Regions from separate parts of the Mus musculus genome. Here all the other regions are linked to region 1. Evidence: chromatin loops called from intact Hi-C (ENCODE). Cell type or tissue: gastrocnemius. All regions are shown on one strand. Links, peaks and the distances in the headings refer to the core of each region. The heading gives the core; the rest is flanking DNA. Region 1 overlaps Gm40339 (a long non-coding RNA gene). Region 2 has its middle 170 kb from the start of Gm40340. Region 3 has its middle 220 kb from the start of Gm36667.

Evidence for each region. Hi-C counts contacts between places; a loop is a spot of excess contacts. Peaks named below come from ENCODE experiments on the same cell type or tissue, not always from the same donor. Only the 100,000 strongest peaks of a DNase experiment are listed, where the experiment ranks them.
Region 2: it touches region 1 in a loop (2.5-fold over the local background); 3 of 42 quality-filtered maps call a loop at or near these places.
Region 3: it touches region 1 in a loop (5-fold over the local background); 5 of 42 quality-filtered maps call a loop at or near these places.

The regions. Positions count from the first base shown.
Region 1 is chr5:134,059,471-134,069,827 of GRCm38, forward strand. Gm40339 (a long non-coding RNA gene) reads right to left here. Exons shown (of 6, transcript XR_868578.3): 2 at 8,772-8,826; 3 at 3,100-3,688; 4 at 2,555-2,722. Among named protein-coding and RNA genes, the nearest start is that of Gm40340, 14 kb to the left of the region's middle. In gastrocnemius, for the core only: CTCF peaks have their summits at 4,426 (motif pointing left) and 8,667 (motif pointing left); DNase peaks (open chromatin) are centred at 4,399 and 8,635.
Region 2 is chr5:133,879,115-133,889,471 of GRCm38, forward strand. No RefSeq gene overlaps it. Among named protein-coding and RNA genes, the nearest start is that of Gm40340, 170 kb to the right of the region's middle. In gastrocnemius, for the core only: no CTCF peak of the experiment used is centred there; DNase peaks (open chromatin) are centred at 5,665 and 6,066.
Region 3 is chr5:133,814,941-133,825,297 of GRCm38, forward strand. No RefSeq gene overlaps it. Among named protein-coding and RNA genes, the nearest start is that of Gm36667, 220 kb to the left of the region's middle. In gastrocnemius, for the core only: no CTCF peak of the experiment used is centred there; DNase peaks (open chromatin) are centred at 5,882, 6,529 and 9,244.

The sequences.
Region 1 (10,357 bases), core at 1,314-9,313:
CATACCTGACGTACACAGTAGAAATGCACACTACACACCACTTATATACATACTTACATGCACAACATATACCACTTGAATACCATGAACACACTATGCACCACATGTATACAGGAACACATAGCAAATGTCACATACACAAACCACTAAAATACCAATTGCATATCTGAAAAGCATACCATAAATGCACAGGTGTATCCTATGCAACACCTATATAGGGGTACAAGTAAACACATCACATGCTATACACAGATATTGCTTATATGCCACAAGCATCCACACATACAGTATACACATATTTGCAGCCTGTGTAGCATGTGCACACATGAACAATTCAAACACACACATTTGTTACATGCGTATGTTCCTCATATGTACATGGCATGTACAGCTATACATATAGACACATGTGCTCTATCACAAGCATACATGTGTATATCATAGCATATGTATGCTTCCCACCTGCTACCTTCATATATGTACACAGCAGGTACATGCATGCAGACAAAAATATGTGCCACAGACACACATGTACTCATAGCACATACTTGTACACATGCTGCTCTCATCTACATATGTTCATGTACATATACAGAACATACACACAGGCACACAGTGTGCACTGTTCACAGACATACACAGCATGTGCCAAATGTACAGATTCCTCACATGACATCTGCATATCCATACGTTCATACAAACAAGCACACATACACATATGCAGAAACACACAACGCATACTATGTGCACATACTGCTCACATAGCATTTGCATGTAGGCATACATGTGATACACATACCTATAGGCATGTGCTGAGCATATACAATGTTCATGGCGCCTTAATTTGGCACACTATATACATATGCAAACATACATATGCATGCATATGTATCAATACACATATTGCTTGATGCCATGTACAGGTATATATATATATATATATATATATATATATATATATATATGTATGTATGTATGTATGTATATGCACCCATATGTATGTATGTATGTATAAAGTGTGCACTTTATACATGAACACATAGCGTGTAATGTGCATACATAAATGTTCACATGGCATTTGCATGTATGTGCACACAACATATGAATACATAAAGGCACAAAGCAAGTTCCATGGGTATACATGCACACTTAAAGGCACACAAAATGTCTGTCATGTACTGTGCGCATGTACTCATGTGCCACCTGTATACACACTGAATGTTCATATATACAGACACACACAGTGTGTACCACATGTATACAAAAATGCATAGCAAATAACCTGTGCACATACTGTTCACATGACACATGTATACATATACATATATAAAGCATGCACTGTGATAAACATGAGTGCAGTTTGTCATCTGTCTATACTAATCACATGACACACATATTTATGCACAGATGTGCATGTGAAAACACACCATACACATGTATGTATGCACATAGGGCTTCTACTTGACCCCCCTCTCAGGAGCTGACCTCTCAGCCCACTAAGGCTGCAGTAGATACACAGTACCACCCATCCTGACCCAGTTCCCAGTGAAGAGCTCAGTCTGCACAGCAGTATGCAGAGCCCTGGAAGCCAAGGGGTGGGGGGTGGGGTGAGTGCACTTAAGGTTTGTGTACTCAGCCAGAAAGCAGATGCACCGGTACACCAGAGGCTCAGCTACAAAGCATCAGTCAGCCATGCCACTATAAGAGCTCCACAGACCCCAGGTCCCTTCCAATCGCTGCACACATATGAGCAGCAGCCCAGCTGACAGAAAACAGGGCTCTTGTACCCCAAGTGTAGACTAGGATCCTGACATTGAGAAACACAGTATGAGTCAGAGCTGGGACTGTCCTGGGATTCCTGAACTAGTGTGAAGCTAATACCAAATACACAGGCCACCTGAAAGAAGGCAATAATTTTTTAATTGACTTTTATTCATTCATTTATTTATTGTGGTGCTGATGATCAAATCCAAGGTCTTGAGAATGCTGTTTAGGAGCTCTACCACAGAGCCACGCCCCCAGCCCTCTCTGGGGGATTCTAGGCAGGAGCTCTACCACAGAGCCACGCCCCCAGCCCCTCACTGGGGGATTCTAGGCAGGGGCTCTACCACTGAGCCACACCCCCAGCCCCTCACTGGGGGATTCTAGGCAGGGGCTCTACCACTGAGCCACACTGGAATTCTTAAATCTCATCTCAGTCCAAGAAAGGGGTAGTTAACACCTAAGGGAAAGCGGGTATCTCTCTTATGAATAGGAGCCTGGGCCAATTGGGCACTCTCCTCTCTTCCCTATTCTCCATGTCCCAAGTAACAACAGCTAGAGGAAGACTGCCCCTCTCATATGTACTTCCATGTGTGCAGCAAGTATTCTGTGCTTGCCATATCACGTGGTCTAGCTCTTTTCCTTCCTCCATCCCTGGCTAATTTCGTCCTCCAGGCTATCCCCGGGATCCCTATTCCTCCCACATCCTGCAGTCTCTCTTGCAGTGAGCCCCCCATAAGACCCTCCTTTCCCTCCTCATTATCTCTACATGCAGAGGACATTGATTGAATACCTGCTAGATACTAGTACCATGCTGGGTGCAGCCACAGGTCGGGATCAATAACACACAGCCTCCTCCACTCCAAGGGCTGACAGGTGGGTTGTAGACACGGCACCCGGGGAGCTATTTACAAGAGAAGCTCACGGTACCAAATAAATCTCCTTCTGCCAAGGTTTTCATCTGAAAGATAAAGTCAGTTGAAGATGTTTAGCTTGGAAGGGAAGAGGCGAAGAGCAGAAGGCTATGCAGACCCCAGGCTAATCTTCCTTCCTGCCCAAGCACCAGATACACACAGGGCTTAGGATTTAGAGGCTCACAAAACAACTAACACATCATCCCATTGATGCTTGCCCTACGAAGACAATGTGCACGTTTACAAGTGCCTTCTGGGTACTGGACAACTAGAGCGTTTGGGGAGTAGGAACTTGGTGCCCTACCCCAAGTCTTTGAAATGGGTTTGAAAATTATCATTGAACCTACCTTTCCCAAGAGGAGTTTGAAGGGGGCATCTTTTTTTTGATTTACTTATTTTTATTTCATGTGCATTCATGTCTTACCTGCACGTATGTCTAGAAGAGGGCTTCAGATCCCCTGGAACTGGAGTCACAGACAGTTGTCAGCTGCCATTTGGATGCTGAGAATTAAATCCGAGTCTTCTGGAAGAACAGCCAGTGTTCCTAATCTCTGAGCCATCTCTCTAGCCCCTGTTTATTTAACCTTTATTTTTATTTTATGTGTGCTGGTGTTTTGCCTGCATGTATGGCTGTGCACCACGTGTCCCCAGGACTTGACTTTTAGAAAGAAGGAGAGAGAGAGAGAGAGAGAGAGAGAGAGAGAGCAGGGAAGACATCTCAGTGGGTAAAACGTTGGCCACGCAGGCATGAGAACCAGAGTACAGGCCTCCAAGTACCCACAGAAAAGCTGTGTGGGAGTGGAGGCTGCGTATAACCCTAGCACTCGGGAGGCAGAAAAGGGGATTCTCAGAGTCAGTGATACTGATGCAATCAGCAAGCTCTGGGTTCTTAGTAACAAAGGAAGAAACCCTCAGGTCTCCAAGTGCACACGCGAACCGGTGCAACACACGCACACACACACAGACAGCTCCATAGCAAGTTCAAGGTCAGCCTGGACTCCAAGAGATCATATCTAAAAAAAAAAAAAAAAATTTAATTTAAAATAAATAAATAAATACGAAAGAAAGAAAGAAAGAAAGAAAGAAAGAAAGAAAGAAAGAAAGAAAGAGGAGAGAGAGAGAGAGAGAGAGAGAGAGAGAGAGAGAGAGAGAGGAGAAAGGAAGGAAGGAAGAAATTGACACCGAAGAATGATGGTCTCCTCGTCCCCCTCTATAGTCTGACTTGTTGGGCTACAAAGGACAGAGAAACCGCAGGTTCTCAAGGTTCACGTTCCTCGCCGAGCCTGAAATACAAGTCCCAGAACCCTCTGCAGCCTTGAAATCAGTGTGTTCCACCAGCTACTGTGAGGGGAGCCTGGATCATAAGCCAGGACTGTGCTAACGTGGAAGATCCCCCAAATCGTGCCCTAAAACAAGAGGTGCCAACCGAACTGATGGGCTAATAGATCCCCTGCTCATGGGCTACAGGCTGAGCCATAACGGGATACTGCTGCCCAAGTAAGCAGGCAACGGAGCCTTCACCTCACCTCACCTCACCTCACCTCACCTCACCTCACCTCACCTCACCTCACCTCTCCCCTCCCCTACACTGTCCCCTTCCCCCTTTCCTTTCCTTCCCTTCCTCTTTCCTCCCCCTCCCAGTCTACCAGAACATTGGCAACTGTGAGGTCCAGGATATTTCCAAGCTGTTCAGCAACTCTGCAGACTTTGTTATGGATTCGGAGCGCCCCCTAGTGGCCATCTCCGCTATCTTTCCCACTAATGAGTAGCCCAGCCTTAAAGGCTAGGCCTGTGGCTTCTCATGTGCCAGGTATCTTCCCAAGGACCTTGAGGAGTGCTATTAGGCCAAGATCTCAGCCCCCGATGAGCACCTGCGGTTATCAGCTGCAGACATTATAACAAAACACTTGCGATCATTACCATTACTGGAGATATTAGGGTCAGAGCCTGGGCCCCTGGACCCACCTTTGCTCAGTAAGTCAATTAGGGTTTTGAGAGGATGTTGCATGTAAAAGAGCGTTCAGCCCAGCCTGATGATCTGCGGCCAATCACCATGACACACACGTTGAAAGCAGAGAACTGACTGCTTCATGGTATCCTCTGACCTCCACACGTGTGCACACACACACATATGTAAATGGGTCAAATGTTTTACCTAAGACACTGGGACAAGGAACGGTGACGGAAGTCCAGTGATACCCCACCTTCCGAGTCCACCTTCAGGGTCCTTATGTGAAGCGTAATTTAAATAGCTGAGAGGCGCGGGGATGGGGGTGGGAAAATGCCTCTACCTGAAGAGCACTTGCTGCTCTTCCGGAGGACAAGAGTTCTTTTCCCCTCAGCCATGTCAGGTGGTTCACAACTCCCTATGATGCCAGCACCAGGGGATCTGACATTCTCTTCCAGCTTCAGGAGGCCACCTGTACTCTCGTGCGCCGGCCGCCCTCTCTCTCTCTCTCTCTCTCTCTCTCTCTCTCTCTCTCTCTCTCTCTCTCACACACACACACACACAGAGAGAGAGAGAGAGAGAGAGAGAGAGAGAGAGAGAGAGAGAGATGCGCGCGCGCACACACACACACACACACACACACACACACACACACGCATGCGCACACATACACAAACAATTAAAAGTGAAATTGAACCTTTCTCGGAGGAGCTAGGTTCGGACCCACCCGCCACTGCCCCAGCTTTGCCTCAGCTCCAGTCTGCCCAGTGAAGTGGTTGAGAAGTCACCAGAACAGTGAGAAATCTCTCTCGAAACAAGCTCCACTTTGCCAGGCACCAGGCTTCCAGCCTTTTCCTTCTCCCAGTGAGAGACTCCTGAAGAAATTCCTGTTTCTTGGGGTCTATTGTTTCCAGTGGCCTGATAGATGGAAGAGAGGCTCTCTTTCTAATGCCCTCATTTCTGCCACGTTAGCAAGGTTGTTTCTAAATGGAAAGTTTATCTGGGTTCCCAACTGCAGCCGTTCTGGTCCATACCTGGACAGAACTTTTGAGGCCACCTATAGGAGTGTCCGAGAGCAAAGTAAAGCTATTCACCTCGTGGCCAAGAGGCAAAAATGAGAGGGAAGTTCAGCTGTCCCCTTTAAAAGCACATCCCAATGATATAAAGATTCACTACTGGGGGGCTGGTGAGATGGCTCAGTGGGTAAGAGCACCCGACTGCTCTTCCGAAGGTCCGAAGTTCAAATCCCAGCAACCACATGGTGGCTCACAACCACGCGTAATGAGATCTGACTCCCTCTTCTGGTGTGTCTGAAGACAGCTACAGTGTACTTACATATAATAAATAAATAAGTTAAAAAAAAAAGATTCACTACTGGGCCTCATCTCTAAAGGTCCCCCCACCTCCCAACAGCAGCCCCTTCAGAACAAAAATCACCAACACTGTGTCTTTGTGTGTATTTAAGATCCAAACCTTAGCAGCCATAGGAGACACACGCTCACAGGCACAAACATACTCATACACACACACACACAAATACACACAGAGAGACAGATAGGCAGACACATGCTCTCACATATCGCACACATACATACATATAAACCCATGCATTCACACAGAGACATACATGTACACAGACATACATACACAGACATACACACACACACACACACAATGCCAAAGATGTCCCTGCACAGGAAAGACACTAAGATCTCCAAACCTCTGCCCTGGCCCCAGAAGGCCACATACTCCTTTTCCAGTTTTTTATTAATAATTCCAGGGCAACCTCCTCATAGAATGCCTATCCCTAGAAATGTACCCACCCAACTATGGTATGGGAGTGTGTGTGTGTGTTTGTGTGTGTGTGTGTCTGTGTGTGAGTGTGTGTGTGTGTGTGTGTGTGTGTGTGTGTGTGTGTGTGTGTGTGTGTGTGCATGTCTGTGTGTGTGTCTGTCTGTCTGTCTGTCTCTGTGTTTTTCTGTGTGTCTTTCTATCCACCTGTGTGTCTGTGTACTAGGGCTTGAACACAGGCCTTCTGTGGGTTAAGCAGGCACTCTTCCACTAAGCCACACTCTGGCTGCTCACTTGGAGATTCTAGGCAGGCACACTACAAAGAAGTCACTCTCCTCAGCCCCTCGCTTCCTGGAAAGTGCTCTGCCACTGAGCCTCTCAGAAGGGACGAGATGCTAGATTAGTTAGGCATTTTACAAGCACTCCTTGAGGACCAAGAGCAGCAGTGCTCACCAGGACTCCCAGAACTTGGGGGAGGGGTGCTGAGGCAGGAGGCAAGCCCAGCCTCAACTACTTAGCAAGTCAAGGCTTGATGGAGATGCATGAGGTGTTACCGAAAAAAAAACAAAAATGTTGAATTAAATGAGACACCCTTTCAGCCCCTGCCAAGTGCGGATCTGTAGTTGGCACTGGAGACTGAATAATTCAACTGTGTGCTCTTGGGGCTGATGTTAGAACCAGAGACTGAACATCAAGCATCCTGTGCCAACAGTTCTCAACCTGTAGGTCAAAACTCCCACAGGGGCTACATATCAGATATTTACATTATGACTCATAACAGTAGCAAAATTACAGTCATGAAGTAGCAACGAAATCATGTTATGGTTGGGGGTCACCATACCGTGAGGAACTGTATTAAAGGGTTGCAGCATGTAGGGTGGTTGAGAACCACGGTCCTGTGGAGACACGGAAGTGATTTTACTACACTGTAATTCTTACAAACTAACCAAGGAGTCAGTTGGAAATAAAGAGGCTCTCCCGGGGAAGCCCAGTGTCCCCTGAGACCTACAAAAAGGGACCAAGCACTGAATAAAAGACCAGGAAGAGAAAGGGACAGGACGCATATTGGCTTCTTCAGGATGCTGTAATGAGCAACCCCCAAAGACGTGGCTTCAAATAACACAAGTCGATTCTTGAATGGTTCTGGGGATGGAAGTTCTAAGGTGAAGAGGCCACTAGGGCTGGCCTCCTTCTGGGGACTCTAAGAGTGAATTCATTTCCTTGTCTTTTCTGGATCCTAGAAGATGCCTGCAGTCCTTGGCTTGAGGCTTTTCCTCCATCATCAGAGACAGCAGGATAGCATCTCCAAATTGTCTCCTGTCTCCTCTTCCCCCTCCTCTTCTGCCTCCTCTTCCTCCTCTTCCTCTCATCCTTCTCTTCTTCCTCTTCTCCTCTCTTCCTTCTCTTCTTCCTCCTCAATTCCTCCTTTTCTTCCACTTCTTCCTCTTCTTCCTCCTCCTCTTCCTTCTGTTCCTCATCTTCCTCCTCCTCCCTTCCTTCTCTTCCCCTTTTTCCCCTCCTCTTCCTCATCTTCTCCCTCTGTTTTCAACTCTTCTTTCTCCTTTCCTCCTCTTCCTTCTCCACTTTCTCCTCCTCGTTCTCCTCCTCCCCTTCCTCCTCCTCTTCCTTCCAGCCTTGTGACTCTTTCCATCAGGGCCAAAAGGACAGCATCTTCAAGTCATCCCCCCTCTCTCATCCTCCTCTCTCATCCTCCTCTTCATTTCCTCCTCTTCCCCCGACCCCGTCTCCCTCCTCTCCTGTGTTCCAGTGTCTCTCCCGAGTGGCTTAGGTATAAACGGCACATCCTCCAACACTACATAGCATCACATTTGTCTTATCTTCCTGTCCCCTCCTTTCCTTTGAGCCTTCCTGGATAACCTGGATAAGATATCCATTCCACAATATTCAGTGTAATTAAATCTACAGAGTTCCTTCTACCATGTAAGCTCCTACCCCCAGGCTCTGGGGATATATTGAGAACATCTTGGGTTACTACATTGTGTTTGGGGATCAGAGCTACTACCTTCTCTCAGAAAAACAATAGGTTTGTATGTGGAGTGCTGTCTGTGCCCCCTGAGGACCTTAACAATCAGTGGAAGGTTCCTACTGGAAAATTCACACTGCAATTCATTGGCCTACCTTCCTAGCTACAAGGTGGCATTTAACCCTTTCTAGAAACCTCTGAAGTGAGCTGTCTCTGCAACCAGAGGTTGTCCCTGAGTTATTAGTAGGGAACCACTGCCACCTAGTGTAAAGTGTGTGAAACAAGAGGAACTGTGAAAGTGGCTGGGGAAATCCCTGGCTACACAGCAAGCACAGAGAAGTCACCCCAAAATAAGCAATGCTCTATTTCTTACCAGATGTTGATAAAATCTGATAATTAGAACTTGAAGTAGCCATGGATGGTCACAGCTGCAAAGAATCGAGAAATAAAACCAAGTTTAGATGTAATAGACCATGTCCACTAAACAGAACTACCCCCAGGACAAACACAGAATTCCAGGAATCTGTCTAAAAGCAGCAAATGTGGTTCACCTGTCTTTTCTGTCGTTCATCTGCTGGAGATGTGAAAGACACTTCTGTCTTGGTTAGGGTTTTTATTGCTGTGAAGAGACACCAGGACCACATCGACTCTTATAAAGGCAAACATGAAACTGGGACTGGCTTACAGAATCAGAGGTTTAGTCCATTATCATCATAGCAGGAAGCATGGCATATGCAGGAAGACACAGCACTGGCATAGTTCTACATCTTGTTCCAAAGGCAAACAGGAGAAGACAGGCTTCCAGATAGCTAGGAGGACCGTCTCAAAGCCAACCCCCACAGTGACGCACTTTCTCCAACAAGGTCACCTCTTCTAATGATGCCACTCCCTGGGCCAAGCATATTCAAGCCTTCCCCTCCTGTTGGTCTCAGGACCCACCATGATGTGCTGCCTTCAGTAGAGGTTAAAATCTATGGGCACACATAACAAGAACCTCCAGAGCCATGAGACAAAATAAACCTCTCTATTTTGTAAGTAGTCTGTAACAAGTATTTTGTTACAGTCATGGAAAACCTAGAAAGCAAAGCACTGAACAATTCCATTAGCCAATCAGTGGAGACTTTACGACCTACTCTTGGGAGCAGAGTGCAGGGAAATGTGTACCTGGGTCTTTCTTTAGAGAAAAACAAACAAACAAACAAATTCCTCAGGCACAGCAAAGCTTAAGGTGAAGGTTTTCTTTTCCTGTCCATGCTATTTATTTTTATGATAAAATGATACTGTGGAGCCAAAGCCGTTCTTGAAGCAATGATACATTACAAAGCAAGCAAGCAGCAAACTGGAAGAGGCACTGAGATCAATAGCTACACCTGTAAAATCTCACCAACATGACTGCCCAAACTTGAGCTTAAAAGGACAATACCAATGGGCATGCCAAACTGGACGAAGAAAAGCCCCCAAAGCCTCAATCCTATACAACAACTTATAGACAGCCAAGAAATGCCGGAATGGAAAAGATGGCTTTCCCCAGAGAAGAGCACACCAATTGGTTATCCAGCCCCAAATGGTCAGCTCTGACCTATAGGTAGCATTATACAGATTGAACAGGTTATATTTAGGTACAATATGTGTCTACAAATACATATATGCATGCAATAACAATCAGTGTATTAAAGGAGAGCTGGAAGGAATATATGGGAGGAAAGGAAAGGGAAAATTTTTATAATTATAATCTCAAAAAAAAGTTTTAATTTAAAAAAACTGTCTAAAGGGTCAATGAGATATAGGTATTTTCTCTGAATTTAAATATCTTCATCTCTAGGGAGGCTTTAAATATAGGAAATAAAAACTCAGAGGGAAAAAAGTGACTCAAGGCAAATAAAACCAACAAGACAAGGCCTAGAAGGCTAATGAAACTCATAAAGCTCAGGAAGTACACAAAACTCACAAAGCTAAGGA
Region 2 (10,357 bases), core at 924-8,923, 180 kb before region 1:
CTGCTGGATGAAGCCTCTCAGGAGACAGTTATGCTGGGTTCCTATCTGCAAATGTAACAGAGTATCATTAATAGTGTCATGGATTGTCTATCTTACATGGGGTGTGTTTCAAGTTGGGCCAGTCATTGGCTGGACATTCCCTCAATCTCTGCTCCATATTTATCCCTTAGCATCTTGTAAGCAGGACAAATTTTGAACTGAAGGTTGTATAGGTGTGTTGATGTCCCCCTCCTTCCACTGAAAGCCACACCTGGCTACAGGAGGTAGCCACTTCAATCTCCATATCCCCCACTGCTAGGAATCTCAACTAGGGTCACCCCCATAGACTTCCCAGAACCTCCCCAGTCTCAAGTTCCCAGCTATTCCCAGAGATGCCCAAGCTTTCCCCCAACCACTTTGGAAATCAATTTGGTGATTTCTGAAAAAACTGAGAATAGTTCTACCCCAAGACCCAGCTATATCACTACTGGGCATATACCCCCAAAGATTCCCCACTGTGGTAACAGGGACAGTTGCTCAACTATATTCATAGCAGCTTTATTTGCAAAAGCCAAAAACTGGAAACAACCTAGATATCCCTCAACTGAAGAATGGATAAAGAAAATGCAGAATATCCACACATGGAAAACTCTTCTGCTATTAAAACAACGACATCATGAAATTTGCAGGCAAGTGAATGGAATAGAAAAAAATCATCCTGAGTGAGGTAACCCAAACCCAGAAAGACATGCATGGAATGTACTCACTTATTAGTGGACATTAGCCCTTAGCCGTAAAGTACAAGATAAACATACATTTTTTTTAATCTTGTACATACGTACAATTCACAGACCCAAAGAAACTAAGTAATAAGGAGGGTCCCAGGAAGGATGTACAAATCTCAGAAGGAGAAACAAAACAGTCATCAGAGGTGGAGGGTGGGAGGGAGGAAGAGAACTGGATGGGAAAGTGGCTGAGGAAGGGAACAAGGATGGGAATCAGGTGTAGGAGAGAAAGTGTGGGAGAGGGAACAGATTATTTTTATGTTGGTTCTGGGGAATCAAATTAAGGTCCACACGCTTACACAGACTGAGTACACTATAGACTAAGCCAGTCAGTGGTTCTTAACCTTCCTAATGCTGTGATCCTTGTGTGGGGACACCCAACCATAAAATTATTTCTGTTGCTACCTCATACTTTTCAAACAGGTCATAACCCACAGGTTGAGCAATGGTAGACTAAGCTATTTCCTAGTCTTAGATAAACCTGTGTCATGAAACTTAAACTGTCTCAAACAACAGCCAGCCTGAAGAACACACTACACCCCAATGGGTACAGTTGTCCATGATGGCCCAACTACTCTCTGGAGCAGAAGTGGTCATATCCTGAAAACCTTCCATCATTGATAGTGATGAGTTCTTCAGTGTCATCTTGCATAAACTACAGTGGTAACAACCATCAACCATACTACATACAACATACGATGGGGTGGGAGTCATGGAAGCCCTGGGAGAGTGTAAGGGATGCATGAAGTCCTTAGTTAATGTGTGTTATTAACAAGGGCCAATGCCATTGACATATGATAATTGGCAAAGCCTTCCTCTGACTCTGGCTCAGATGCATGCCAAAGCCTTCCTCTGCCCTAAGTATACGAGAGTTAAGAAAGGGTTGACCAGTATGTGGAAAAAATAACAACTGCAACTTTCTTCTCCAAGATGACTGCAACCTGAGACTGCTCCTCTGCACAGACCTTCTACCAAGACTAGTTAAACTCTCTTTTTGGAGATGTACATAATATATGCCTAGTTTTGAGGGGCTGCCCTAAAAACTCAAGTAACATTAAAACACTCCCCATGCATAGTAAATGTCACCCAAAAGCAAGGTTACTCCCAGATGAAGCAGATACTTCCAAGGGTGAGGCAGTAGTTTTAACACAAGTTCAAGGCCAGCCTAGACTTCATAGCCATACTCTAATGCCAAGAGAGAGGGAGAAGGGGAGGGGGAGGGACAGGAAGATGGAGAGGGAGAAGGGACTGGAGATACATCTTAGAAGTTAAGAACACATTACTTTCAGAGAAGGTCTGGGTTCAGTTCCCAGCATACACATTAGGCCACTAACAACCACATGAACTTCTAGTTCCAGGGGATCCAACAGCTTTTTCTGACCTTCCCAGGCACCTAGATTCCTGTGCACAAACCCACACACAGAGAGATAAACAATTGTGCTAAAATAGGTGGGAGGTATGCTGAAGAGAGAGCTCAGCCAAATGTTTGTCCTGTTCTTGAGTTTGATCTTGGGAGCACATGTAAAAGTCCAGGGATAGTGGCATTTGTAATGCCAGCTCTGAGGAAGTGGAGACCGCAAGAGCCTTGGGGATAGCTGGCTAAAGGACTGACACAATCAGCAAGCTCCAGTCTCAAAAATGAAGGTGGACAACCCCTAAGGAACAACACCTGAGGCATTGTGCACATACCTGTCCACACATGTATATATACATAGCCACACACATTGTTATAGCTGTTCCCTCTCAGGTGAAAACGTTTTGTCTTGGAGGAAAGCCACTAAGATACAAGATGTTTACAGGGAGGGAAAACAACAAGCCTGCCTAAAGAGAGGTAAAACCTTCCATCCTGCTCATTAAACCCAGGATGCAAACAATTTAAAGGCTTCAGGAAGTCCCTGAAACTGACCAGATTTCCTAGGCTTCCACCTCCCCAAGTATATATGAGCAGCAAAGACTGCCTAGAGTCACTCTCTGTCAAGCTAAGCTGCCTAGAGGAGTCTAAGAGCAGCTGAACTACCTGGAAGTCACAGATCCAGCCAAGCAGTCTGGAAAGGGATCAGACCAAGAGAGTCACCTGGAAAGGATGTTATCCTATCTGCTGAGCTGCCTGAAGGCTATTTAGTGTGTTCCAGGTTGCCAACTTTGTGTCAACATTCATGCTGTGGTGGGCTTTACTCATGCAGCTGTCTTTGAGCCATCTCTGCTCCAAAGTAACTTCTCACCCATATTCCCTTAAGTAATCTCAATAACTTACTGGCTCATCAAGTTGGACTTTGATGGTGAAGTGTTTTGAATAGCTTGGCCCAGGGAATGGCACTATTTGGAGGTATGGCCTTGTTGGAGGAAGTATATCACTGTAGGCATGGGCTTCAAGACCCTCTTCCTAGCCACCTGGAACCCAATCTTCTCCTAGATGCTTTCAGATGAAGATATAGAACTCCCAGCTACTCCTGCACCATGCCTGCCTGAATGCTGTGATGCTACTGCCTCGATAATGGCCTGAGCCACTGAACCTGTACTCGAGGCCCAATTAAATGTTGTCCTTATAAGAGTTACCTTGTTCATGGTATCTGTTCACAGCAATGGAAACCCTGACTAAGACAGAAGGTATCCATACTTTGGTTTGTCATCAATTCCCTGGTTCTTCAGGAAAAGAGCCACATAAAATACACACACACACACACACACACACACACACACACACACACACACACACAAATGTACCCACCAATAAACACACATATCCCCCAAATTAAACCAAAAAAGAAACCTCAGGTTCTCTGTCAGCTAAGACCACAGCTATTGATCCCAGAACAAATTGACTTAACTCTCTTGCCTGGGTGTCTCAATTCAGATGTGGCTACTGCTCAATATTACCTCCTAATTACAAGAATGCCATTGGCACTGCACAAATATTTGCTTTCCTGTTGGAACAGAAGTAAGTGACATTGTGTTATAGAAGTCTGAACATGGAAAAAGAATTTCAATGGACCAAAAAAAAAAAGGGAAGCTAGGGTTCATTGCTTCCCTGTGGGTCCTGTTCCTCACATAACAGAATAGGATAATTCGGGATGCTTCTCTCAAGTCTGTGGACACAGGGCTGTGGAATTGGTTCAGAGGCAAAGTGCTTGTTGTATAAACATGGGGCCTAAGGTTGGAACCCCAGACCCCACATAAACGCTAAGCATGGTAGCTCGTGCCCATAAACTCAGCACTGGAGAGACAGAGATAAGTGGGCCTCTGAAGCTCTCCTGCCAGCCTAGCCAAATCAACAAGCAGTGATCAACAGGTTCAGTGAGAAATCTTATCTTAAAATATAAGGAGGAAGGATCAGGAGATGCCTCAGTTGCTAAAAGCAGTTGCTGGCAACCCCCAAGTCCTGAGTTCAATCTCCAAGTCTCATATAGTGGAAGGATGGCACCACCTCCCACAAACTATCCTCTTGAGTTTTACACGCATGCTATGGCATTTGGAACCCCCAGAAATAAATGGAATAAGAATAAATTTTTAAGTAAGATGGAAATGTGAATGAGAAATATATCCCAATCAATATTAACCTCTGGACTCCAAATGCGCCCAACATGAATATATAAGCATGCACTCAAGCATACACTATACTAAATTAATTAATTAACTAATTAATCAATTCAACAGATTCTATGATGCAATAGAGTCTGGGGTGTGGGCGTGGGTGTGGGTGTTAATGTCAGGCATCATTCTTCGTGGATCTTCCATCTTGTTCACTGAGGTGGGGTCTCTCAGTCAAACCCAAAGCTCACTGATATGGCTAGTCACACTAGTCAGCTTGCTCTAGAGATTCCTTGTGTCTACCTTCTAATGCTGACCTTCCAGGTGGACCTCTGAGGTATAGCAGTTTCCTCTAGGATTCAAATCTTCTGTCTTAGAGGGAAGCTCATCAATATATTATATGTTAAAGGAAAGAGAAATGGGGCTTTCCCTCCTGCAGAGAAATTCCATAAACTCGGGAAGTAAACAACTCAAAGCTATCAGGAAGTCCCTGAAACTGACCAGATATACTAGGTCCCTCCTTCCCCAAGCATGTAAAGGCAGTAAGGACTGCTGAGAGCCATTCTCAATCATGTTAAGTTACCCGGAAGACACAGAGACCAACCTAGCCTCCTGGACGAGGCCTAGACCAACTGAGTTATCATGAAAGGACACTGTCCAACCTGTTGAACTGCCCGAAGGTTGTGCAGTGTGCTCTAGGTTTCCAGCTTTTATGCATGCTGTGGTGGGCTTTAGTGGTGCAGCTGTCTTTGAGTCATTTCTCTGTCTGTAAGTAACCTCTCACCCATATTCCTGTAAAAAAAAAAAAAAAAAAAGACTAGAAACAAGCAAACAACAACAACAAAAACCCTCATTGCACCACCAAGTTAGATTTGATGGTATACTCATTTTGGTCCATTGTCTGTTCTGTATCTGAGATAAGTAAGCATTTGCTTGCATCTCTCTGAGAATAGTGTTACCCCACAGCCAGCCTGGCCACCCAGCATTTATGTTTCTAGACATCTGAACTCCAGGCCGTGAGCTGAAGGACCAAGAACTTTATCATGGCCCTGGCTCCTTCAATGGACTCTTTTTTTTCTCTTTAGATATAATGTTAAGTGTAAGAGTGTGTGTGTGTGTGTGTGTGTGTGTAGAGAGAGAGAGAGAACACATAAGTGAAGGCAGCACACACACACAGAGAGAGAGAGAGAGAGAGAGAGAGAGAGAGAGAGAACACATAAGTGAAGGCAGCACACACACACACAGAGAGAGAGAGAGAGAGAGAGAGAGAGAGAGAGAGCACATAAGTGAAGGCAGCCATCACAGGAGCCAGAAGAGGGCATCAGATTCAGATTCTCTGGAGCTGGCTTTACAAGCAGTTGTGGGCTGCCCAGTGTGAAAGCTGAGAGCTGAACTTGAGTCCATGGAAAGAGAATAAGTACTCTTAGCTCCTGAGCTACCTCTCCTGCCTCTACAATACACGCTTGATCCAAACATTCTGTCGATGAGCATCTATGGCTCATTGATCCTCTCTACTTGGCTCTCAAGTTCTTTCCACTCATCATTTCCTCAGGTCTTTTTTGCAGCATCCTGCCAAGAAAGAGAGACAGAGAGACAGAGAAGAGACAGACAGACAGACAGGCAGGCAGACAGACAGACAGAAGTAAACAATGTCAGCCTTCCCCATCTGCTGGTGGCACAGGGGAAATAAAAGACACAAAAGACATCATGTAGTTTAATTACATTCCAGAGTTGGTCTCCCTGCTGACAGGCCTCCTGGCCCCAGGCCAATGAGCTGTGTTCTCGCCATGCTGAGCCAGGCATAATGGGGGGAATTAAAAGCCGAGGCTGAGGGCAGAGTTGCTCAGTCAGTCTGGCAGCTCTCCTTAAGTGTCAAGCTGCAGGGAAGTGACTCAGTCCACCCATGTGTACAGGATTAGGAATCTCAACAAATCCATGCGGAAAAGGAGTGAAGAAAGACCAGGTCAGGAAATGACCATTCGCTGCGACTAGAACTCTGGCTCGGAGCCATGTGGTCTCCAGTTGTCCATCGGCTTCTCTCTCCAAGAGCTACAGAGATGAATAAGAGACACATTGAGCCTTAGGGGTGTTTTAGGACTTGAAAAAAAATTCCTTCAACCAATTTCCAGGAGATCACACCATTCTGCAGAAGCCTTCGATTGAAATTGAGCAGGTAAGAAAGGAGAGAAGGAATTTCAAGTGTGAGAAAGGCAGGAGGCATGAAGACTGGGGAGGGTTTAACTCCAGTGTGTGAGGGGCTTGCGTCACAAGCATGGCGACCCGAGTTCAAATCCCCAGCCCCCACATAAAATGCTGGCTATGGTAGTACACACTGGTGGTACACAATGCTGGGAAGACTGAGACAGGTGGATCTCTGGCGTTTTCTAGCAGCTTTGAGGAGCTCTAGGCCAGACTCAAGGGTGAGGGCTGAGGAGAGGCTCAGTGGTTTAGAGCACTTGCTGCCCCCCACACAGGACCTGAATCTGGCTCCCAGAACCCTCATTGAAGTATCACAACCCCTCCTGTAATTCTAGTTCCAGGGCATCAGATCCCCTCTTCTGGCCCCGGTGGACACTTAAACATATTAGTATACATACACACGGACAAGTCCACGCATACACATAAATAAAAAATAAATTTTAGAAACAAATGTAAATTGAGCATTAGGAACAACTGAGGTCATCCTTTGGTCTATACACACATGTGCAGATATACATGCTCAAACACGTATACCCACACACGAGGACCCTAACTGGAGCACGTGACAATGAGCTCATCTCTAACCATCATGCGAGGCTCAGATATTCTCAGATATGGGTAATTTACAAACCCATCAAAGGAGACCCCCAACTTGTGCACAGAGGGTGAAAATCCAGAAAGGGCCTCCCAGGATTTGATAAATTCTATTAATAAAATGTTGACATGGTAGATTAGATTGGATTCATATGAAATCACCTCTAGAGACATGTTCAGATGGAAAACAAGAAGGCTTATCCTGAAGCTGAGGCAATGACATCAACAATATCCTAATGAGGAAAATGTCAATGAAATGTTGCAGCCAGCATGAAACCAGGATGACCCTGCTCATCTCCCCATCCACTAGGAATAATTCTGAGTCATGAATGTAATTGACATAATGAAATGATTTTGGGGGGAGATGATTTCTAAGAGCAGAGCCAGAAGCATTCAGCTGTCATGCTCGGACAATGTTGGGAGCCTCTGACCAAATCCCACAATCAATCAATCGATCGATCGATCAATAGCTCCTTGAGGCTAGAGAGGTGATTCAGTCGACAAATCATTTGTGATGTGAAACATTAGGACCTCTGTTCTATCCTCAGCACCACAGCAAATGCCAGGTGTGTCAGCACACTTTTATAACCCCAGTGCAGGGGAGGCAGAGACAGGAGAATCTCTAAAGCTTGCTGGTCAGCCAGGCTAAGCAAATTAGTGAGCCCTGGGTTCAATGAGAGAACCTGTATCAACAAATGGGATACAGAGTAATTGAGGAAGATGCTTGTTGTCATTAGCCTCTGTTAATGTACTCCACACTGTACACACACACACACACACACACACACACACTATACACACATGTACTTAGTTCCCATTTGAGTCACTAAGAACTTTTTATTCTTCACAAGTTTTAGTGCTGAGTATGGCTGCACGCACACCTGTTACACCTGCACTGGGGGAGGAGGGGAGAAAAAAGACATAGAAGAATTGCTAGACCTTGCTAGGTCTCTAACCTAGATCTGCGTTCAGCAAGACCTTTTCTCAAGAGAGTAACATTTAAGGCAGCAGAACGTCCGTCCAGACAGCATCCTCCTATGGCCTCCACATGTACATTCACAGCACAAGTACCCATGCATGTGTGGACAAACACCACACTCATGCACATCACACACACACACACACACACACACACACACTTAGAGGAAATTATAATACCCTTGAAATTGCTCCAGCTTTTTAGTCCAACTCAAAGGCAACATCTCCAGTGAATTAAACTCTAATTGGACAATATTGGGTTTTGACTGGCAATAGTTGTATTTTACCACTGATACAATGCAAGGAGTTAATAACAATGGACTCAAAATTTTGGCAAGCCATTGAGAAATGTAATATGTACAAGACAAATAAAATGTCTCCTAAAAAGTCTCTCTCATACATTATGTTCTGCATGTGGCACCATTCACAGATAAGTTTATCACTGGCATGTAAGAGTCAATGCAATTTGCTGTATTCGGTTTTTATCAAACCCTTTTGGGTATCTATTGTGGTTTGAATGTGAAATGTTCCCCGATAAACACACACGTTTTGTTTCATTTTTAATTATTTTTTGTGTGTCTTTGTGTGTGCCTGCCTGAGTTTGTGTTTACCATGTGTATGCCGGTTGTCTGGGAGGTTAAAATAGGGTATTGAATTCCCTAGAGCTGGAATCATAAGTGGTTATGATGTGTGTGCTAGGAACCAAACCTGGACCCTCCTCAAGAGGTTCTAGGTTCTAACCTCTGAGCCTCCTCAGCCTCAGGCTCACGTTTGAACAGCTGGTGGCGCTGTTTGGAGAGATGGTGGAACCTGTAAGAGATGGAGGCTTGCATGAGGAAGTACCACACAGGAGGTGAGACTTGAGATGTCACATATAGACCAGCCCTACTTCCACTTCACCCTCTGCTTACTGATGAAGATGTGCTATGACAATGACCTGCCCCTTGACCCATGCTTTTCCTGCCTGCTGCCATCTCCTTTCCACCACAATAGACTGTAAGCCAAATAATTCCCTTCCTCCCTTAATTTGCTCTCATTGGGGTACTTTATCACAATAATGAACAGTTAACTAATACACCAGAGAATACATTGTGTAACAGCCCATTCTCTTTTAGCCTTTTCTCTTGAGCCTGGAGCCACACTCTCATAGAAATGCTCAGCTCAAAGCTTAGGACCAAATGCAGCACAGAAGGTTCTGGAAGTATCAGATATGGTAGCAGTGTAGGGAGCCAGCAAGGAGAGCATTGTTCTGACATAAGACAATTCTGGGTCCAATCTTCAGATGGAGGACATTCAACTAGTCCCACTGTTTTAAAAGGTATGTGTATGTGACCTAATGAGCACATGCATTCATGTGCATGTGCGTGTGTGTGTGTATGTTTTCTGTCACAGTCAGAAACCATTATTCTGTTGCAACCTTCCCTGACCTCTGACTATTATGTCTTTCCATGCCTTCTGTGATGTCCCGTTTGGGAGAGGATGTGCTATAGTCATCCGGTTTCATGCTAAGCAGTCCACTACCATTTATTCTCTGCTCTTTTGTCAGCATGAATCTTTCTATTCACCACTATCTGCTCCAAAATGTGTCACCCTCTCCTAGAATGGCTATTATAATCTGAAGTTAACCATAGCAAACTATGAACATGGCGCTTGGCATAAAAGAAGTACTAATAGATCACTTAAATATTCTTGGCATGTCATTGCAGCGATTTTTCATACCTTCAAACGGTGTGTACCACCTAGAAGACACCTACACATTATCAAGCTCATCAGCTGGCAGAAGATACAGTTTTGTTACCCTGTGGACCGCAGCTTCTGTGTGCTGACCATAAGAAACCACTTCCCACAAGATTCTACACAGTGACGTTGGTCTCTTCTTAATAGATGAAAGGGCCTCACCTATTTTCTTCCTTTCCCTTTTTAAAAATATTTTCATTCAGTGCTGGGAATGGAACCCAGGTCAATGCTCTACCACTGAGCCACACCCCCAGCCCCTCACTGGGGGATTCTAGGCAAAATCACTGCCTCTGTGTCACTCTTCCAATCCTCATTGCAGAATTCTAGGCTAGAGCTCTATAGCTGATCTACATTCTCAACCACATACACAAACACACATTAAAAATAAATGTCTTTTAATTCAATATATATACATATTTACATAAATATATATTTACATAGACATAAATATGCACATATATGTGTGTGCATATATTTAGTTTAAAGACAGGATTTCACGAAGCTGCCTAAACCAGCATGTACTCTATAGCCCATCCTGGCCTTGAACTTGCAGTCTT
Region 3 (10,357 bases), core at 1,260-9,259, 240 kb before region 1:
TCTTCCATCTTCTGAGGATTGTTGCAGTGTTACAAGGACTCTATTCCAAGAGGGGGAAATGGCTTACAGTCTGTGGGGTATGGGGTTAGCTAAGTGCCTCTTCTCTTTCTTGATACACACACACACACACACACACACACACACACACACACACACACACACATATATATATATACTCAAAGCAAAGTAATTGCTGTCGTTTGAATGTACCTTTTACAGTTTGAATCAGATAGCCCCTCATAAGCTCATCCTTTCAGTATTTACTCCTATCCCTGATGCTATCTGAAGAAGCTGAATTGTCTTTGGGAGGTAGGGACCCAGAAGGGGAAAAGAGAGCACTAAGGAGATACTTCTAAAGGTTATAACCCAGCCACTGTTTCCTGCCTCGTTTTCACTGCATACAGATCCACTATGATGTGAATAGCTCCTGTCACCATGATCTGAGCTGCCCTGCTGTACCTTCCGGCTATGATGGAACAAAATCCCTTGAAACCATGAGCCCAAGCAAGCCACTCCTCCCTTAAGTTGTCTCTGTAAGACACATTTTCACAGCAATGCAAAGTGACTCATTGCTTTCCTACCCTAAAAGTTCGTATGTTAGGTACTTTACCCCCAAGTTCATCGGTTACAGGCATTTGGTTGTGGGATATTTAGAAGGATCTGGGGTTCAAATGGAAAACCTCTCATAGATCTGAACACTTGGTCCTCAGCAGGTGGCGCTGTTTGGGAAGGTTAACTCGCTGAAGGAAGTACGTCACTGGTGGGTGGGTTTTGAGACTCTAAACCCTGGCTCTACTTCCTGTTTAGTCACTGCTTCTGGAGTACAAATGCTATGTGTGTGGCCAGGCTCCCAATCTTGCTTGTCATGCCTCCTCTGCATGCTGCCATGCCTTCCCCACAATGTTGGACTCTAAACCTTGGGAATCGTAAGCCAAAACAAACCTTCCCTGACTTCGGTTGTTTTTGTCAGGATGTTTTTGGTTGGGTTTTTTGTTGTTGTTGTTGTTTGTGTTTTGTTTTGTTTTGTTTTTTGGTTTCTGGTTTTTGGTTTTTTGTTTGTTTGGTTTTTGTTTTATCACAGCGACTGACAGGAACGAAACCAATGCAAGAGGTGGTTAGAAATAACAAGGACTTAAGGTCAGATCTTCATGATGGGATTACTGGTTCTTTAAGCTCTGTTCAATCACTATGAGGCATACTCCAGCGAGTTTTCATATTAACAAGATCATCATCACAAACTGGCATCCTGATCTCTAATTTCTACACATGTCTGTGCTTTGTAAATTGACACAGCTGTGGGTCTCTACTGCAGCAACAAGACATGGAAATTGTCTAATGAAGAGTCAGACCGAGGGACTCCTCATCTTACATGAGCTGGTTCCTATCCTTCAGGCTGCATGTGTCCTGTGATTTACTGTTCTCTTGTCTCTCATATAGGGATTGCAGAATAATGTGATAATAGCAGCATGAAGTGCTCACTAGAGAGAATTCTGTGATGGAGAGAGAGTTCTGTTGGTAAGGTGCCTACCATGCAAGCATGAGGATCTGAGAAGGATCTCTAGAAACCACATTCTAATAATTGCATATGGTAATATGTGCTTGGAACCCCCGTGCTGGAAAATTGGAGACAGGCAAATAGATCCCTGGGGTTTGCTGACCATGTAGCGTAGATGAGAGAGAGAGATGGGCCAATGAGAGACATTGGTGAAAAAATGGGGGGAGGCAGTGTTCTGAGGAACAACCACTGAAGTTGATCTCTGTCCTCCATCAACACACACACACACACACACGTTCGTGCACATCCACCTGCACATACATGTGCATCCACACACATACACAAGGAAGGCCTCCCATCTTACTTTACCACATTTTTTGCCATTGCTAAATCCATTTCCCAGGCTTCAAGTCTTCTATATCATTTGTAAGTCATGGTCATTTCCAAAACCTCAGTGTCAGCGCTGGTTAAAAAAAAAAAAAAAAAAAAAAAAAAGTGATATAGGAGAGACCACAGAGCTAAGGTCAGGATTACATGTGAGCAGCCTTCAACCTGATAAGGTACATGGGATGCTCGGCCACAAACACACTGGGGCTTGCAAAAATGACTATCAAAGCTGGCTCTGCCCGGGCTGAAAGCACCAGTATGTTGACCCCCAAGTTCCCCTGCACTCACATCCCTTGAAAGGGAAAAGCAGAACTGAAGGTCCTTCCTCTGGGCTGTGCTTATAATGACTTAAAACCACATGCAGCTTCTCCGAGGATCCTCACGAAATGGTAACTTGAATGGTTCAGTTAAGAGAAACCTCATTGTACAAACACAAGGGTCTGCATTCAATCCCTAGAATCCACATTTTAATAAAATCCAAGTGTGCTGGTACATGCTTCCAACCCTTCTACTCTGAAGATCCCTGGGGATCGATAGCTAACCAATCTCAACTACTTGGTGAGTCCCAGGTTAGTGAAAGACACTTGTCTCCAAAACAAGGGAAGGTGAGGCTAGAAGGATGACTCATTAGTTAAAAGCACCCACTTGCTGCTCTTGCAGAAAATCAGAGTTTGGTTTCCAACAACTATATCAGATAGCTCACAACCACCTGCAACTTCAGCTCCAGAGGATCTGATTGGCCTCTTCTGACCTCAGCAGGAATCTAAACTCACGTGTGTATACATGCATAAAATTAATAAGTCTTTTGAAAATGTGTAGACAGTACTTGAGGAAGGTCATCCAAGAGAGTCCCCTGGCTTCCACATGCAAGAAAACACACAAAATCATGCTGCTACATACTCATGAACACGCACACGCACACACACACACACACACACACACACGCACACACACACCAACAATAAAGTCTTTCCAGTGGGAATAATCAAGTGATTTCAATATAAGCTACACAATGCCCACTTGAAAATGCTTCCAAAATCAATCAATCTCCAAAATTTTGAGCAGATGTCGTTTTTCAAATAGTTGTACTAGATACAATGCAAGGCAGATCCACTGGCTGCTCTACTGGGGCATGGTTAAGCACATTTGCAATCCCAGCACTCAGGAGGCTGGAGCAGGAGGCTCGAGAGTTCGAGATCATAGAGTAACTGTGCAAAGATGAAAGCAGGAACTGCAGCCTGGTCAGGTAGGAGAGGAATCCCAAACCTCTGAGATTCTGAGATTGTCCTTGCTGGATGACCCTGTTCCTTTCTTGTCTCCTAAATGGTCACTACTTGCTATGTGACTACAACTGGGAAGAGGTACTGGGACACCTTGTGGCTGGGCTAACTGGACTGAGCAGCTCATCTCCCTCCTATATACTTCAGCTCAATTTCTGACCTGAGTCTTTTGAAAGGTCAGAGACTACTAGCTCTGTGGTCTATGGAATCCTATTTCCTGGGAATAAACTTCTTCAACATACTTTTCTCTAAAACGTGCCCTCTGGGGTCCATGAATTCTGTTCGTTTAATTTGTGAAAGAAGGACCCTAAAGCTCCTGGCTCAAGTGGCTTCAGTGGTCATTGAGTTTTCCTGGATCCCAGACTCCAGAGCAAAACACAGCAAGAGCCCAGAATGACTCCATCACCTCAGTATTTCTATGTCATTCCAATTAAAAAATAGTGAAAATTATTTTCTCTGAAATGTGACTGTGATAGCTGACCTCAGTTAGCAACTTGATGAGATTAGAGTCACATGGGTCATGCCTATGGGGATTATGTTGATTAGGTTAATTATAATGGGAAGACCCACCCACTGTGGTGGCACAATTCCATAGTTTGTATCCTAGAATATATAAAAAGGAGAAAATAACAGAACGACATTCTTCACCCCACCCTGCTTTGTGACAGCACATACAATGTGATGCACACTTCTGTTCCTATGACTTCCCTGCAATGATACACTAACTTTGCATCAAAATAAGCCCTTCTTTCCCTAGTAGTTTTGTCAGAGTATTTTATCACAGCAACAGAAAAGTAACTAGACAGCAAATCTAGTCTTTTGCCTCTTGAATGACTTGCTTTGACTGGAAGCATACACTGTAAGGGATATGATGCCATCTCCAAAAGCCACATACAGCTCTGCAGTTCTTTGACTCTGTCCTGTGAATAAACCCAAGCTAGCCTCCTGTTGCTGAGGAATGTGGTCCCATAACTCCAGCTTTCAGCCAGGCATGCAAATGAAGACAAACCAGACAGAGCCCTCAGACCAGTCACCAGTTCAATACACATCCAAGAAAAAGCCCCAACGAATACCAACCAGGCAGAGCCCAAACTAGCAGTATTCCCAGAAGACAAATTCATGTTTGTGTAAGCAATAGCAAATGCTTTGATTGATTGACAGAGTTTGTTTGTTTGTTTGTTTGTTTCTGAGTTTAGGGAGAGTTGTTGCTGTATTAGTCTCATTTCTGTTGCTGTGATTAAAATACTCTGACAAAAAACAACTTGTGTGAGAGAGAGAGCTAAATTCATATCACAGTTCCAGATTACAGTCCATCACATCAGGAAAGTTGCAAAAGCAGCCAGTCACATCACATCCGCAGTTAAGAGCAGAGAAAAAATTAACGCATGTGTGCTTGCTTGCTTGCTTGCTTGCTTGCTTGCTTGCTTGCCTGCATACAGCTTGAGTGCTCCGCACTTTTACAAGTCAGAACTCCCTGCCTAGGGGATGGTGCTACCCAAAGAAGTCTAGGTCTTCTCACAACAATTAACTCAGTTAAGACAATTCCCACAGGCACACCTACAAACCAACCCAATACTGATTATCCTTTAATGTAACTCTATTCCCAGGCAATTGTAGGTGTGTCAGTTGGCAACTAAAGCTGAGCATCACAGTTACCTAGTAATTGTGAGTCAGCACAAAGTATGAGTCTCTGACTTCATTAACTAAGTTTGCTTTAGAACAACCCTGTTTTCTTCCTGTCTCAATCACGGTGGCAAAAATACCTGATGAAAGTAACTTCAGCAAGGAAGGGTTTATTTTGGCTCTTGGTTTTAGATGGAAAAGCAAGGCAGTAGTCTATGCAGCTAGGACTCCTCACATAAACTTGAAACAGAAAGCACCTAGAGAGGGGAATTCTAATGTTTGGCTCACTTCCTCCTTTTCCCTTGTCCTCAATCAATCCTCATTAGTGTGTGTGTGTGTGTATGTGTGTGTGTGTGTGTGTGTGTGTGTGTGTGTGTGTGTTATGTGCACACATGTGCATGGGTGCATGCACACAGAGACCATAGGAAGATATCAAGTGTCTCTTCCCTTCTTTCCTCAGACAGGGTCTCTTGCTGAATCTGGAGCTGGGGCTACAGGTACATAGAGCCATTCCCAGCTGCTTACATAGGTGCTAGATACTCAAATTTAGGTCCCTATTCCTGCTATGCAAGAGCATTACCCATTGCCATGACATTGCCCCGATCCTCTTTAAACACCCTCACGGCCACTCCTGAAAGTGTGCTTCAATCTCTTGGTCACTCTAAATCTAGTTAGGTTGACAGTAAAGAATAACCATTACCAACCCTATGCACTTGGAACATTTATACCAATTGTGTCTAGTAAGATAAAATGTACTCACAGTGCTATAGTGACTTATCCAGGTTGTCACAGCTAGAAACTGGTAGCCAATGAACAGAACTCAGGTCTGCTGCATTCAGCAGTGTGTGCCCATTCATTCTACTATAGGAATATCTCTCTTTCTCCCAGTAAAAAAATGAATAGTCAAAGGGCTTGGGATGTGGTTCAGTGGTGGAGCACCTGCCTAGAATCCCCCAGTGAGGGTCTGGGGGTGTGGCTCAGTGGTAGAGCCCCTGCCTAGAATCCCCCAGTGAGGGCTGGGGGCGTGGCTCAGTGGTAGAGCCCCTGCCTAGAATCCCCCAGTGAGGGGCTGGGGGCGTGGCTCAGTGGTAGAGCCCCTGCCTAGAATCCCCCAGGGAGGGGCTGGGGGTGTGGCTCAGTGGTAGAACACCTGCATAGAATCCTCCAGTGAGATGCTGGGGGCGCAGCTCAATGGTAGAGCACCTACCTAACATGTACAAAGCCTAGTATTCAATCCTAACACTAAGAAAAAAAGCAAATAAAAAAATGGGTGACTACTCCCAAAGCATATCAGAAAAAAAATCCCAGGACAAGGTAACTGTCTCCATGAAGGGACCAAACATATTATGTAACTATCATTTCTGATCCTAGTTAAAAGTCCTGTTGGAATTCCATGGTGGTGTCTTTAGTCTCCAAGTGTAACTTCCCTTTAAGAATCCATGCCCTTTTCAGCACGTCTACAACCAATGTCTTTGACCTTCCCTTGCCGGTTAATTAGAGGCTTGGAGGGAAAGCAGAGAAACACGTGTTTCAGCAGAAGGGGAGTTTTCAAAAATAAAAGCTCCTTAGGACCACTTGACTGAAAAATTTCATTAATTCATTAATTAAGATCTACAGCGTGAGACTCCCAGGGACAGAACAAACACCATCTGTACAGCAGAGGCGCCAAATTTTTCTTTTAGCCTCTAAGACCCAGTAATGAGCACATGTTCTGAATTATCTCCCCCAAATTAACTGCTTCATGGGCAAGGAGCAGTACTGGCAATCCAGCTAGGCAGGAGCCAGCATCCGGAAAGGGGCAACTGTGATCTCTAAGGAGAGCTTCTTTGGCCTTAGGCATGGGGGAGGGGGAAGCAGATTATAGCTCAATATACAAAGCTTCTTTTCAGAAATCAGGCCATGGCTGCTCCCATAGGGTAGTGAGATCACCAAGGGTAGGCAAGCACAGGTTGAATCCAGATGAATTTGTCCTTTTATATGAAAAGCTGGTAGCTGGATCAAATGGTCTCTCAGGTTCTTTCCAAATGTAGTATCCTACTTAACACCTTCTCAAAAGTGAGCTAAAGAGATGGCTCAGTGGTCAAGTGTTCACCACTAAAACAAAAGGGTCTTTATTTAGATTCCCAAAACCCATGTGCAAAGCTAGATGCAGGGCCGCAGAGATGGCTTAATGGGTAAAAATGCTTGCTGTGTAAGTATAAGAACTTAAGTTCGGGTCCTTGAATTTTGCATCCATGGGAAAGTCCAGGCATGGCCACACACTAGTGAGTACCTATAACCCCAGCACAGAAGGCAGAGATGGGGGATCATGCGTGCACACACACACACACACACACACACACACACACACACACACACACACACAGCTGAGTGTAGCAGCAAACACTGAGGAAACAAATCAGATCAAGAGAATTCCTCAGGCCTTTTATCCAGACAGTCTGGCAGAACTGGCAAGGTCTAGGTCCAGTGAGAGACCCTATCTAAAAAATTCAAGTGCAAGAGTTTTTCGGGTTGCTTTCCCCAGGTGGTGTCTTCAGCAGGAGGGTCTTACTATCTGGATGTGATGGGTGATTACGTGCAGCGGCTGTAGTCCATATGACTTGAGGAGTCTCTGGGATTCCCCTAGCTACGTCATAGCAGCTGTGGTTGCCTACACAAGACCTAAACATGACCAAGTCAGTCAACATTCTAGTGGGAGCAGAGGAGGCACTCATGAGCTCTCACCTCTAACTAAGAAGCTTCATACAGGTAAAGGCTGAAGGGCGAGTCAGGGGTTTTATTTTTCAGCAATGTGACCCATGGTAGCTTGTTCCTGCTCCCACTAGATGGCCCTGGACCGGTGAGCACACAGAGGACACTAATTGTACACAGCGTGTTGAGGAGGAAGAGAAGGAGGAACAAGAGGAGGAGGGGGAGGAGGAAGAAGAGGCAGTGCCAGCAACAGAGAAGGAGGAGAAAGAGAAAAAGAAGAAGGAGGTGGAGGAGAAAGAGAAAAAAGAAATAAAGTTGGGAAAGAGATGTGGAAGGAGTTGGGGGGGAGGCATTGAATAGCATCTAAATATATTATATTCACACATGAAGTCACCAAAGATTATGTAATTTAAAATAAAGTAGAGAGCAGTAGAGACCAATCCTGCCTCCCCACATGCACATAGATGCACACAAAGATGTACCCATACTGAATAAATGAATGAATGAATGAATGAATGAGTGAATGAATGAATGTGACTCTTAACACCCACAAACCGTGGCTGCGATTTAGCCAGAATGAGCACATGGTCCCTGTTACCGAGTTTCTTCAGTGACCACAGCGATAAGCAGCACAGGTCGAGCATCTCCAACAGTCATAGCCATGAACTGGTATCCAATGCCAGGGATGACTTTCCAGCAGGATGCAGAGCCTTGCAACTTTTAAGAAGTCTTTTCCCCCTCTCAGTTTAAAATCCCCAGCTTGGAAAGCGGCTCAGCTGCAAGCCCCAGAGGCAACCTCTCAAGAGCAAATTGTGACTGATGATATTTTTTTTTCCTTTCTGGTCCTCAGTTGGTCTGCCCATTCAGGTGACCATGAAGCATCAGGCCAGAAACCTCTCTTGACACCTCACAAAATGTTTAGATTAATCAAATTTTCAGTCTGCCTCTTGTGTAGGGAGGATGTTACCAGGAGGAGTGGCGGGAATATTTTCCAGTTATTTGCATTACCATAGAGGGCAACTTGATTGCGTTTCTGGCAATTACAAACATTGGATCAGACAAGTGTTACATTGGTATGTTTAATTGGTTAAAAAAGAACCACTCTAATTAGATTTTTTAATAGCTGGCTTCTGACTGCAGAGACGACAAAGATGATTGATTTTTTTTTTCCACGTGAGATCTTTGGAGGGGAAAATATCTTGCTTTCAGATTTATTTAGAAGCTTTTTTTTTTTCTCTGAAGCTCCTCCGGTTAACATTTGGGTTCTGGCGAGCCTCTCGTGCATAGAGTGTGTTTCAAATATTAATGGCCATCTAAATCTGTGTTCTCTCTCAGCTCAACCTTTTGCGCTCAAAATTCATGAGTGTGTATTGATTTAGGCAGCCTTCCCAAGACCCTTGTACCGCTGGGCTCTTTTGTTCTGTGTTAATATGCCCCGACTTATCAATTATTCACTCGCTAAGTGAAAGCAATATAAATCTAGGATCCTGAACAACAACAACAACAAAAGAAAAATTGTTCTTTTCATTTCCTGGTAACACAATGGAAACCAAGCCCTGGTGACCTAGCCAAAGCAGGGCTTGATTTAGTGACAATACATCTGGGTCTTTCTTTTTCCTTTTGTTGGAGGTGCAAATGGGAATGGGGGAATGTAAACCAAAATTAGCAAGCATACACCTGCTGGAGCCAGGGTTTTTTGTTTTTTTTTAACCACATACACTGAGGAGAGAGAAAGAGCAAGGAGATGAATGTCACGGCACAGTGCCACATGCCTGCTGGCCCAGCACTAGAGAGGCAGACGCAGGATGTAGGGTTCAAGGACAGCCTGGGCTGTGTAGTAAGACCTCACCTCAGAAATAATAATAATAATAATAATAATAATAATAATAATAATAATAATAATAATAAATGATGATGATATCATGATGATAAAAATGTCAGAGATCGTAACATGCACTTCTCTTATTTCTTTTCTCTTTTTAGGATACTCTAATAGTTCAAAATTGTGAACTTGTTTCTCTAAGGTAGCCATCAGGTTTACCTAATACTGGATCTGATTGTGGTTCTTTAATATGCGTGTATAATGTTACTGGATTACACTACTTCTCTCATGATCTTCTATGGCCCTCCCCCTGGCTCCCACTCCTCCCCATCTTTCCAAATAGTGGCCTATCTACTTTCATCTCTTTTAAAATAAATCTGGATCCTACAGGCAAGAGAAAACATGCAGAATTTGCCTTTCAGAATCCGGCTTGCTTTGCTTGACCTTAGGGTATCCAGTCACACCATCTTCCTGCAAATCACAATTAAGTTTGTCTACATCAGTGGCTCTCAACCTTCCTAATGCTGAGAACTTTTAACATGCAGTTCTTCGTGTTGTGGCGACCCTAAACCATAACACTATTCTGTTGCTACTTCACAACTGGAATTTTGCTAGTGCTATGGATCATAGTGCAAATATCTGTTTTGCAATGGTCTTAGGCAATGCCTGTGAAAGGGTCATTAGACAACACCCAAGGGTCTCGACCCACAGGTTGAGAAACATTGTTCTCTATGGTTGTATACTGTCCATCATATCTGTGAACTTGTGGTGGTTTGGATGAGAAGACCCCATAGGCTCAATATTTGGCTACTTGCTCTCTAGTTGACAGAACTATTTGGGAAGGGCTAGGGGGTGCGGCCTTGTTGGAGGAATGGGGTTTCTAGTTTCTAAAGCACATGCCATTCCTAGCTAGCTCTCTCTGCTTTATACTCGTGAAGATGAAAGCTCTCAGCTATTGGGGCAGCACCATACCTGCCTGCCTACCGCCATGCTCCCTACCATGATGGTCATAGACCATCTCCAGCTCTCTGGAATTATAACCCCTAATTAAAGCTTTCT